Linked DNA regions of Homo sapiens: region 2 is linked to region 1. A link is an interaction called in ENCODE POLR2A ChIA-PET data of the cell type or tissue named here. Cell type or tissue: GM12878. All regions are shown on one strand.

What was found. Peaks named below come from ENCODE experiments on the same cell type or tissue, not always from the same donor. Only the 100,000 strongest peaks of a DNase experiment are listed, where the experiment ranks them.
Region 2: POLR2A ChIA-PET joins it to region 1 with 5 read pairs; 2 of 35 experiments call an interaction of 5 or more read pairs at or near these places.

Annotation. Positions count from the first base shown.
Region 1 is chr9:20,708,691-20,713,690 of GRCh38, reverse strand. All of the region lies in intron 1 of FOCAD (focadhesin), which reads right to left. Among named protein-coding and RNA genes, the nearest start is that of MIR491, 4.9 kb to the left of the region's middle. In GM12878, no CTCF peak of the experiment used is centred here; no DNase peak of the experiment used is centred here.
Region 2 is chr9:20,594,037-20,599,036 of GRCh38, reverse strand. The region is part of intron 2 of MLLT3 (MLLT3 super elongation complex subunit); the gene reads left to right. Among named protein-coding and RNA genes, the nearest start is that of MLLT3, 26 kb to the left of the region's middle. In GM12878, no CTCF peak of the experiment used is centred here; no DNase peak of the experiment used is centred here; H3K27ac peaks cover 925 bases.

The DNA of each region.
Region 1 (5,000 bases):
TGCCTATTGTGTGTCCAGCACAGTTCTAGGTGCTTGAGTTATATCAGTGAACAAAATAGGCAAAAAATCTCTGCATTTATGGAGCTTACAGTCTAGTAGAAAGCAGCAGATAATTTTTTAAACAAATAATACATAAAATATGTTAGAAGATGGTAAGTGCTAATTAAAAAAAAGTGAAGCAGAATAAAGGAGATGAGAAATGGGAGAAGTGCACACTTTCCATTTTAAATATGGTAGTCCAGGTCAGTCTCTTCTAGAGAGGGTGGCATGTGAACAGACTTAAAGGAGGAAAGGAAGTTAGATTAGCCAAACAGATATCTAGGCGGAAGAGTGTCACAGGCACAGGAAAAAGCCCTAAGCTAATAAATTGCTTAAGCCCTGTCTTAGGAAGAATAAAGAGATGTGCATACAGCAGAGTGAAGGAGGAAAAGAATGGTAAATCAGGTCAAAGGATCAATGAGAAGCCAGGTCATAAAAGGCCTTGTAGGCCACTACAGGGACTGACACACTTATCCTGAGTGAAATGGAAAGCTACTGCACAAAGAGGCAGTAGGATTTCAATAGAATCACTTGGGGTACCAAGTGGTCACATTCTGGATATATTTGAAGGGAAAGCCAATGTGGCTGCTAATGGATTGGATAAGAGCACAGAAGAAAGGGCCAGGCATGGTAGCTCACACCTGTAATCCCAGCACTTTGGGAGGCTGAGGCAGGCAGATCACCTGAAGTCAGGAGTTCGAGACTAGCCTGGCCAACATGGCGAAACCCTGTCTCTACTAAAAATACAAAAATTAGCCAGATGTGGTGGTGTGCACCTATAATCCCAGTTACTCAGGAGGCTGGGATAGGAGAATCACTTGAACCCGGGAGGTGGAGGTTGCAATAAGCCGAGGTTGTGCCACTGCACTCCAGGCTGGGTGACTGAGTGAGATTCTGTCAAAAAAAAAAAAAAAAAAAAAAGAATATAGGAGAAAGGAGTCAAGGATGACTCCAAGGTTTTTAATCTGAGCAACTTTTTTTTTCTTTTTTGTGAGACAGAGTCTCACTCTGTCACCCAGGCTGGAGTGCAGTGGTGCGATCTCAGCTCACTAACCTCCGCCTCCCAGGTTCAAGCAATTCTCCTGCCTCAGCCTCCCGAGTAGCTGGGATTACAGGCACCCACCACCACTGGGCTCAGCTAATTTTTGTATTTTTAGTAGAGACAGGTTTCACCATGTTGGCCAGGCTAGTCTCGAACTCCTGACCTCAAGTGATCCGCCCGCCTCGGCCTCCCAAAGTGCTAGGATTACAGGCGTGAGCCACCATGCCCAGCTTGAGCAACTTTATTTTTTATCTCAATTCCTTTGGCCATTTTACACATGGAACAATATAATTTCTATGTTACTTCTTACCACGGCGTTTTTTTACTAAAAAGAAAAGATAGAGCTGCCATCACCTGACATGGGGAACCAAGTTTTGTGAGGAAGACAAAGAATTCCATTTTGGACAGTTAAGTTTTAGATGCCTCACAGGTATCCCAAGGGGAAATGTCTCGTAGAAAGTCGAATACAGGAATCTAAACTTGGAGGGAGAGATCGTAGTGGAGATATAAATAATGTTGCATATTATTAAAGAACATAAGAGGGTCTAATACAAGAAGTCTATTTAACTTTGCTTAACCCAGAATTTATCAAATCTATCTGGCCATGCAACAATGGAAATACCTGCTAACCATCTATACTATCAGTCTGTCCTGGGATACACACTGGGAAACACTGTTTTACTGACTCCTCCTGTTCCTCTGTCCACTCTGCTCCTCGAGTGCTATCTTCCCTCCTGGAGGCACTCCCCAGCCACTCTGCCTTGTGCTGTTGTCCCTCCATACAAACTCTCCCACAGCTATCAGTCGTCATCTGGCACAGATCTCCAAACGCTTCCATACTTTCTCTTAGGAGGCTCTAAAACACCAGAAATTAGGGACATCAAAAACAAAACACATATTTCCTTTCAAAAAACTGTCACTTCAGTTCATTTTACCCCAGTTATCCTCTCACAATTTCGTTCACCACCACTCTCTAAATCCAGTCAGCCACAAAATCGGCTTCCTTCTTTCCAGCACCTCAGAGGTTACTATTCCTCTTCATTCTACACTCATCATCTTAGTTCCTCATGGCAGGCTTACTCCAGTAACTGCTTAGTCTTGGGGCTCTCCATGCTGAGTTAGTACACTGCTGTCAGATTAGCTGTACTGAAATGCTGTTCCCATCATATCATTTCCCTGTGAAATTTTCATAGCGGGTTTTCAATTGTTTGTTGGATTAAATGCAAATCCTGATGCCTAGCTTTTATGCCTTCCTATCAACAGTCTTACCCATTCAACTTCATTTTCACTGCTGTAATTCTAATCTAGCTAAAACAGTTTCCAAAATGGTCCCACATGTTCAAAATCTGCTCAATCCTACAGGATTTCATTTCTTCTCTCCCACATAAAATGTCTCCTATATGCTTCCACTGCTTAAATATTAAACTCCTTTCATAGCACATCTCTGTTAAGCCTCTTCCAACTAGCTACATCTAACAGTAATCATATTGCTTTATATTCAGTGTTACTGCATTTTGGTCTGAGGCACATGTAACTATTTGTATCAGGACTAGAAATCTTTTTTCTGTAAAGGGCCAGAGAGCAACTACTCAAGTCTGCCATTGTAGCATGAAAGCAATAGGCAATACATAAATAAATGACTATAGCTGTGTTCTGATCAAACTTTATTTACAAAAAGAAGTGGGTGGCCCATAGTTTGCTAACTCCCAGTACATAAAACTATTTTTAAATTAATTTACAAAATTTCTTGACATAATTCCTACAATTAACATTCAAATTTGGCCCTGTGCTCCCAGGCAGCTAGGGTAAATAAACAAAATAAATGATACCTCTTTTATAATCTAAAAGGTAAGAAAATATCCTTTATCAAAGAAAACAAACATTTTTGTGACCTTAAACTCTGAAGGAAATTTCTTACATTGGGCTTTATAAATGGAATATAGAGTGATATAATATGCAATATTCTCAATAACAAAAGCAAAAGGAAATGTTATATTATTATTTTTTTTTTTTGAGACAGAGTTACGCTTTTGTTGCCCAGGCTAGAGTGAAATGGCGTGATACCAGCTCACTGCAGCCTCCACCTCTGGGTTCAAGCAATTCTCCTGCCTCAGCCTCCAGAGTAGCTGGGATTACAGGTGCCCGCCACCACGCCTGGCTAATTTTTTGTATTTTTAGTAGAGGAGGGGTTTCACCATGTTGGCGAGGCTGGTCTCAAAATCCTGACCTCAGGTGATCTGCCCATCTCGGCCTCCCAAAGTGCTGCGATTACAGGTGTGAGCCACCGTGCCCAGTAATATTACTTTTTAAGCAAACCCTGGATAAAGCCACAGGCAAAATGTAACATGTTATTCAGCAAAAAAAAAAAAAAAAAAAAAAATCTCAGCTACTGGGATCCAAGTACAGAGTTTTCTGATGATCTAATCTAACTCAACAGAAGGCTGACTTTACAGTATCCACAGAAGCAGGTAAGATTATTGATATGTCACAGAATATAATTACTCAAATATCAATGGTGATAGAACTATACAGAAGAAGATGTGGGGCTATGCACTCTGATCCAGGCCCAGAATGCTGTAATTCCAGTATGTCTTTGGGGACCAGGTGAGCAGCTGGGTAGGCTAATAGCTTATTATAGAAGTGAAGAAGCTGAGCCATCCAAAAAGATGACCTTGTTTTCAGGAGGTGGGCCACTGTGGAAAAACAGTGTTGTTTTTATCTAAATTACCTAAGTACAGATGACAAATACCAAAGATTACAAAAGACAGCCCTAATTTCAGTGTGACACCTCAGAGAATGAATATGTTTTTTAAATCTATAGTAACTTTACCTTTCCTAACAAATGGCCATTAAGCATTCTCAAAACCACTACCCAAGCTGCAATATGACTTTACATCATTCTTGATTTGCTATCACTGGGCTACAAATTGCAAGTGTCTTTCATTTGCTGAAGACTTATATTTCAAGGTTAATCACAAACATTGGCCTTTTCTAGGTATAAAACATCATATCCTCTTAGGGAATTTCAAAAAACAGTACACATGGTCACTTTAGCATTGGCAAGTGTAGTACGTGTCCTACTTTTTTTTTTTTTTTTTTTTTTAAGAGACAGAGACGGTTTCACTTTGTCACCCAGTCTGGAGAGCAGTCTACGTTATTTTCAAACTCAATTTCCTTTGGGTATTTTATACATTAAGGAAAAACAATTTATATATTACTTCTTGTCATGCCATTTTACTAAAAGGAAACCAGTAACAATATAATCCATAAACCACATGCTACAAAAATGCATGTTTGATTTTCAAAGATTTATCTCCAACCTTTCAATATGCCTTTTTTGTCTGTCTAAACCTAAATCAGAAAGAGAATTTTTAATGAAGTCTTTAAGTTCCCAGTGAATCAAAACAGTTGTTTAATATAAGCAATTATCACATTATCTGCCAAGGTAGTTCAGCCCCTAAGAATACTTCCAAGAAAATTAATCTATCAATTGCACTAATAAAAGAGCAGTAGATAAAACACTTTGGGTTTTCAACTTTCTCAATAGTTTCTCTAGGATATTGTACAACTATGTATCACACAAAAGTACTTAATGTCAAACCTCAAATAAAGGACACAATCTTAAAAGCAAGAGGAAATCTAACAATTATGAAAACCCAGCAGAGACAATAACTGATATACAAGGTAGTTGGAGGAGGAGGGTCCAATGATGACGAAGACAGACATTTGACTTTGAGCACTCTTGACTACCAAATTTCTATATAGGAACGGCTCAAGGGCAGTCATATGGCTGAAACTCAGGGCTAAACAGAATTTTTTTTTTTTTCCTTAAGAGACAGGGTCTCTCACTCTGTCACTCAAGCTGGAGTACAGTGACACAATCATAGGTCACTGCAGCCTCAAACTCCAGGGCTCAAGT
Region 2 (5,000 bases), 110 kb after region 1:
ACCGCGCCTGGCCTACTCAAAGAAAATTCTAATGATTTGAGTCCTCTGGATACGTGGAAATTTGGCACATCTCTTAATCATTGAATATTGTGCTTTTCCCTTTAATTTTTGTTTCCCTTTCTTAACCTAATCAGAAGCCTAAAGCAGCAGAATAGGGTTTGAGGAAAGTAACTCTAATTTGGAAAAGAAAATTGGAAACTTATGTTGTGATTTGCTTAAATTGATTAGCATTGCCACCAGGTTTTCTGGACAGCTTTTGAGTGAATCACCTTTATTTGGTTTCACTTAAATAGCTCAGCACTTCATAAAGGTAGTTTTAGAAGTGTACTGTCTATCAGGTAAATTAGCTAAAACTTAGATGGATTCAGTTTACTGATCATCACTTCTGGTAATTAGATAACTTTATTTTGTTTTGTGTCATTTGTCTTATATACTGTCTGAGCAGTGCTTCACTGAAGGCTGTAGTGTCCTCACCTAAAGAATGACTAATGGCAACTGTTAGAATGATAAAAGCAAAACTAAAGCCATTTTTGAGAACTTACAGGTTGGATGGTTATTGGGGTGGGATGGAAATGCCTTATGTTGCACATCCTACTTCTCTTCCAAATTTACACATCTAGTTAGACATATGGCTTCTCTGCCCTCAGAGACTCATATGTGGGGCGAAGGGGAGATAGATTTGTAAGTGGATAAATTTCAGTGTAATTTAAATAAGTTATAGTTTGGTAGGAACGGAGTTTTTTGGGAACATAAAGTGGTAAGTAGAGATTGAAGATGAGCACAGTAATGTTTCCATTTATATAGCAGATGTTTGAACCTGAATCTTTCATATTTTATATCATTTTTGGTTTCTACAGCATTTTATGTTGGTTTGCTTCTCTTTTCAGAGACTGTTTATGACCCAACTTGAACAATGTAATGAAATTCTTCTTTAGCTCAAGCTGTTATGAATCCAAAAATAGATCTGGGCTAAGATTAGACTTTGTGGCACAAATTGTGGTTTGTTAGGTTGTGGCTGTCTTTCTTCCAACAAATAAATGTAAATTAACAATTATTTAGAAGTAAAGCAAATGTTGCTGAGACAGAAACAGGACCTGGTTGATTTTAAATGGTGCTTTGGAACACTAAGCAGATATCTAAGTTTAAAGAACTATTTGGAAAAAAATTGTTTTAGTTAAAAAATATTAGTAAGCTTCTATAGAATGGCAGAATTGGTGACTGCAGTTCTATAGGAACCTTACTTATTGTAATCTCTTACTCCTTTTATTTTCCATTTCTTTTTGTTTCTCTTCTGAAAATTCAAAAGCATGAAATAGGCTTCACAGAAAGAAAAAACAAAGCTAGTAATTACAAGACGCTAAAACTTTCTTATCTTATTGGTCAAGTGCAATACATGACACCACTCTGCAGTAATACTGGTGTTCAGAAGAGTTATGGAAGAATCTAGTAATAAACATAGTAAGAAGAAGGAGGGATGAACCTCATTTGTATGGTTGAAAAGTAGATGGTCTTCTGAGGCTCTTAACAGTATATGAAGGTAAATTTGTTGTAAAGGAAATCTTATTCAGATTTTTAATATGATGTCTATACAAATTACTTGTGGGACAAGGATGATCTATTTCTGCAGTAAGACCTCTAGCTCCTTATGGACAGGATTTTTTTTTTTTTTAAGTCACTGTGTTACTCAGACCTTTGCACATAAGTGGTATTAAATAACAACTTTATAGTAAGACACCTTTGTAAGGCCCTAGATAAATAAAAGTACTTCAGTGGCCTACTGTGTGCCAGGCTGAGTACTGGGTACTCTCCAATAATTACCTTATTAGTCTAATGATCCCTATGAATTGAGGTACTACCTGTACTATCCCCATAATGGATGAATTTATCAAGGTTATAGCATACAAGATTAGTATAAAAAGATAGTATTTCTACGTACTTGCAATGAACAATCTGAAAATGAAATTAAGGAAACAATTTTATTTATAATAGCATCAAAAAGAGTAAAATACTTAGGAACACATTTAACAAAACAGATGTGAAATTTGTGCTGTGAAACTACAAAACATTGTTGAAAGAAATAGAGGACTATTTAAATAAATGAAAAAATATTCCATGTTCATGGATTGGGAGACTTAATATTACGATGGCAATACTCCCCCAAATTGCTTCAGGTTACATACAGTCCCTATCAGTCAGAACTCCAACTGGCTTCTTTGTAAATTGACAAGCTGATTTAAAATTAATGTGTAATTGCAAGGGACCCATAATAATATTTTGTGAGTGAGACTACATTTTTAATGTTTTCAAGCAGCTTATTATTTTATTTTATTTATTTATTTTTTGAGATGGAGTCTTGCTTTGTGGCCCAGCCCAGGCTGGAGTGCAGTGGCACATCTCAGCTCATTGCAACCTCCAGCTCCTGGGCTCAAGCGATTCTCATGCCTCAGCCTCTCAAGTAACTGGGACTACAGGCATGCACCACCATGCCCAGCTAATTTTTTGTATTTTTAGTAGAGACAAGGTCTCACCATGTTGGCCAGGCTGGTCTTGAACTCCTGACCTCAGGTGATCCGCCTGCCTTGGCCTCCCAAAGTGCTGGGATTATAGGCGTGTGCCACCATGCCTGGCCAGAGCTTATTATTTTAAATGAAAACTGCAAATCAGTTTTTAAAAATCAGTCATGAAAATAGGGACGTCTTAAATCAGGGTACTCCTATACATTTAATTAAATGCCATAGTTTTCCTGGTAATTCAGTGTTTTGGGGTAGGTTTAAAGCTTTATAAATTTAATTCCGCAAGCTTTTATTCAGCATTTATTTTTTGTAGTCAAGAAAACATGCTATAAGAAAGTTCAATGGAGGCAATTCCTGATACAGAATTATCTGGTGATAAAAGCTTATAAAATAGTTTTATAAGTTTTTCAAGTTTTCCCTTAAGCCTGCCCATAATTTAAGCTTGTGACTTTTTATATTGTCTTTCATGGCTAGGTTTGTTTATACCCTGCAGCAGTACTGTCTAAAACAATAGCCACTAGACATATGTGGCTTTTAAAATTTAAATTATTTAAAATAAAACATTTAATTCCTCAGTCACTTGCCACATTTGAGGACTTAACAGTCATGGGTAGCTAGTGGCTGCCGTATTGGACAGAGCTAGGTAGAGAAATGGTAACAGATTTCCCGGACTTCTTTTTACAGTGGGATTCAGATAGTATATGTGCTTTTGTGAGGGATAAAAAGTAGAGGAAAAGAATCTGATAAGACTTTTTATATAAAATCGTGTCTTTCTTTTTTTGTGGTTACTGCTACTAGCATTATGACACTTTGTATCTTTCAAACGTCATGTGCTACAATAATCTTTTCTCTAATGGTCTTAGCATCTACTGCTGATCTTTTTTTGATGAGCTTGAATTAACTATTTTATTGGGGTTGCAAATTGGTGATTTTCCTTCTTTGATAACGCTTATGTTTCAAATGATAGATACAGGATCTATTCTATTTTTCCTGTTTATGGTTTTGACAAAATTTTATATTGTGACAAATGTTTCCTGTGTCTGATTTTATGGATAACTTAGTGAAGTATGTGGTAATATAAAATTATAATATAAATTATAAAGTAATATAACCTTATTTTTCCAGTAATTTTTATTTTATTTTATTGTTTTTTGAGATAGGGTCTTGCTCTGTCACTCAGGCTGGAGTGCAGTGGTATGTATGAAGACGATTCACTGCTGCCTCAGTCTCCTGGGATCAAGCGATCCTCCTGTCTCAGCCTCTTGTGTAGCTGGATCCACAGGCACACACCTCCATGCCTGGCTAATTTTTTCTTTTCTTCTTCTTTTTGTAGAGATGGAGATCTCACTTTGTTGCCTAGGCTGGTCTTGAACTCCTTGGCTCAAATAGTCCTCCCGAATTGGCCTCTCAAAGTGCTGGGATGACAGTTGTGAGCCACGGCACCCTGCAACCCCCATGCCCAGTAATTTTTTTTTTAAGTGAAAGTAAGTTTATTAGAGAAGTAAAGAAACAAAAGAATGGCTACTCCATAGGCAGAGCAGCAGTATGAGCTGCTGTTTGGACATTTTTATGGTTATTTCTTGATTATATGCTAAACAAGGGGTGGATTATTCATGAGTTTTATGGGAAGGGGCTGGGCAATTCCTGGAACTGAGGGTTCCTCTCCTTTTTGGACCATACAGGGGAACTTCCTGACATTGCTGTGGCATTTGTAAACTATCTTGGCATTGGTGGGAGTGTCTTTTACCATGCTAATGCGTTATAATTAGCATATAGTGAGCAGTGAGGATGACCAAAGGTCACTTTCATCGCCTTCTTGGTTTTGGTGGGTTTTGGCGGGTTTTGGCTGACTTCTTTACCTCAGTCTGTTTTGTAAGCAGGGTCTTTATGACCTATGTCTTGTGCCAACCTTTTGTCTTATCCTGTGACTAAGACTGCCTTAATCTTCTGGGAATGTAGCCCAGTAATTCTCAGCCTTATTTTACCCAGCCCCTATTCAACATGGACTTGCTCTGGTTCAAACACCTCTGACATATTGCCCCCCTCCCTTTTATAAGAGAACCCTTAATCCTAAGGGTTGAAGAGGGATGAAGATCCATCTTCTGTAACTTCTTCAGGCTGAATAGAGGTGATAATATTCCTGCCTATTAGGGTCTCTTGTATTCAGGGTAGAGAGGAGCTCAGTCAGAAAGCATTAGTATGTCGAGGAGCACTCATAACTCTTGAGTTCCAACGAAAGGTGATATCTAGAAGATTAATAAATGTTTAATTTAAGAGAACATTGGTTGGGCACGGTGTCTTATACCTGTAATCCCAGCACTTTGGGAGGCCGAGGTAGGCGGATCATTTGAGGTCAGGAGTTCGAGACCAGCTTGACCAATATGGTGAAACTCTGTCTCTACTAAAATACAAAAAATTAGCCAGGTGTGGTGGTGGGTGTCTGTAATCCCAGCTAATTGGGAGGCTGAGGCAGGAGAATCGCCTGAA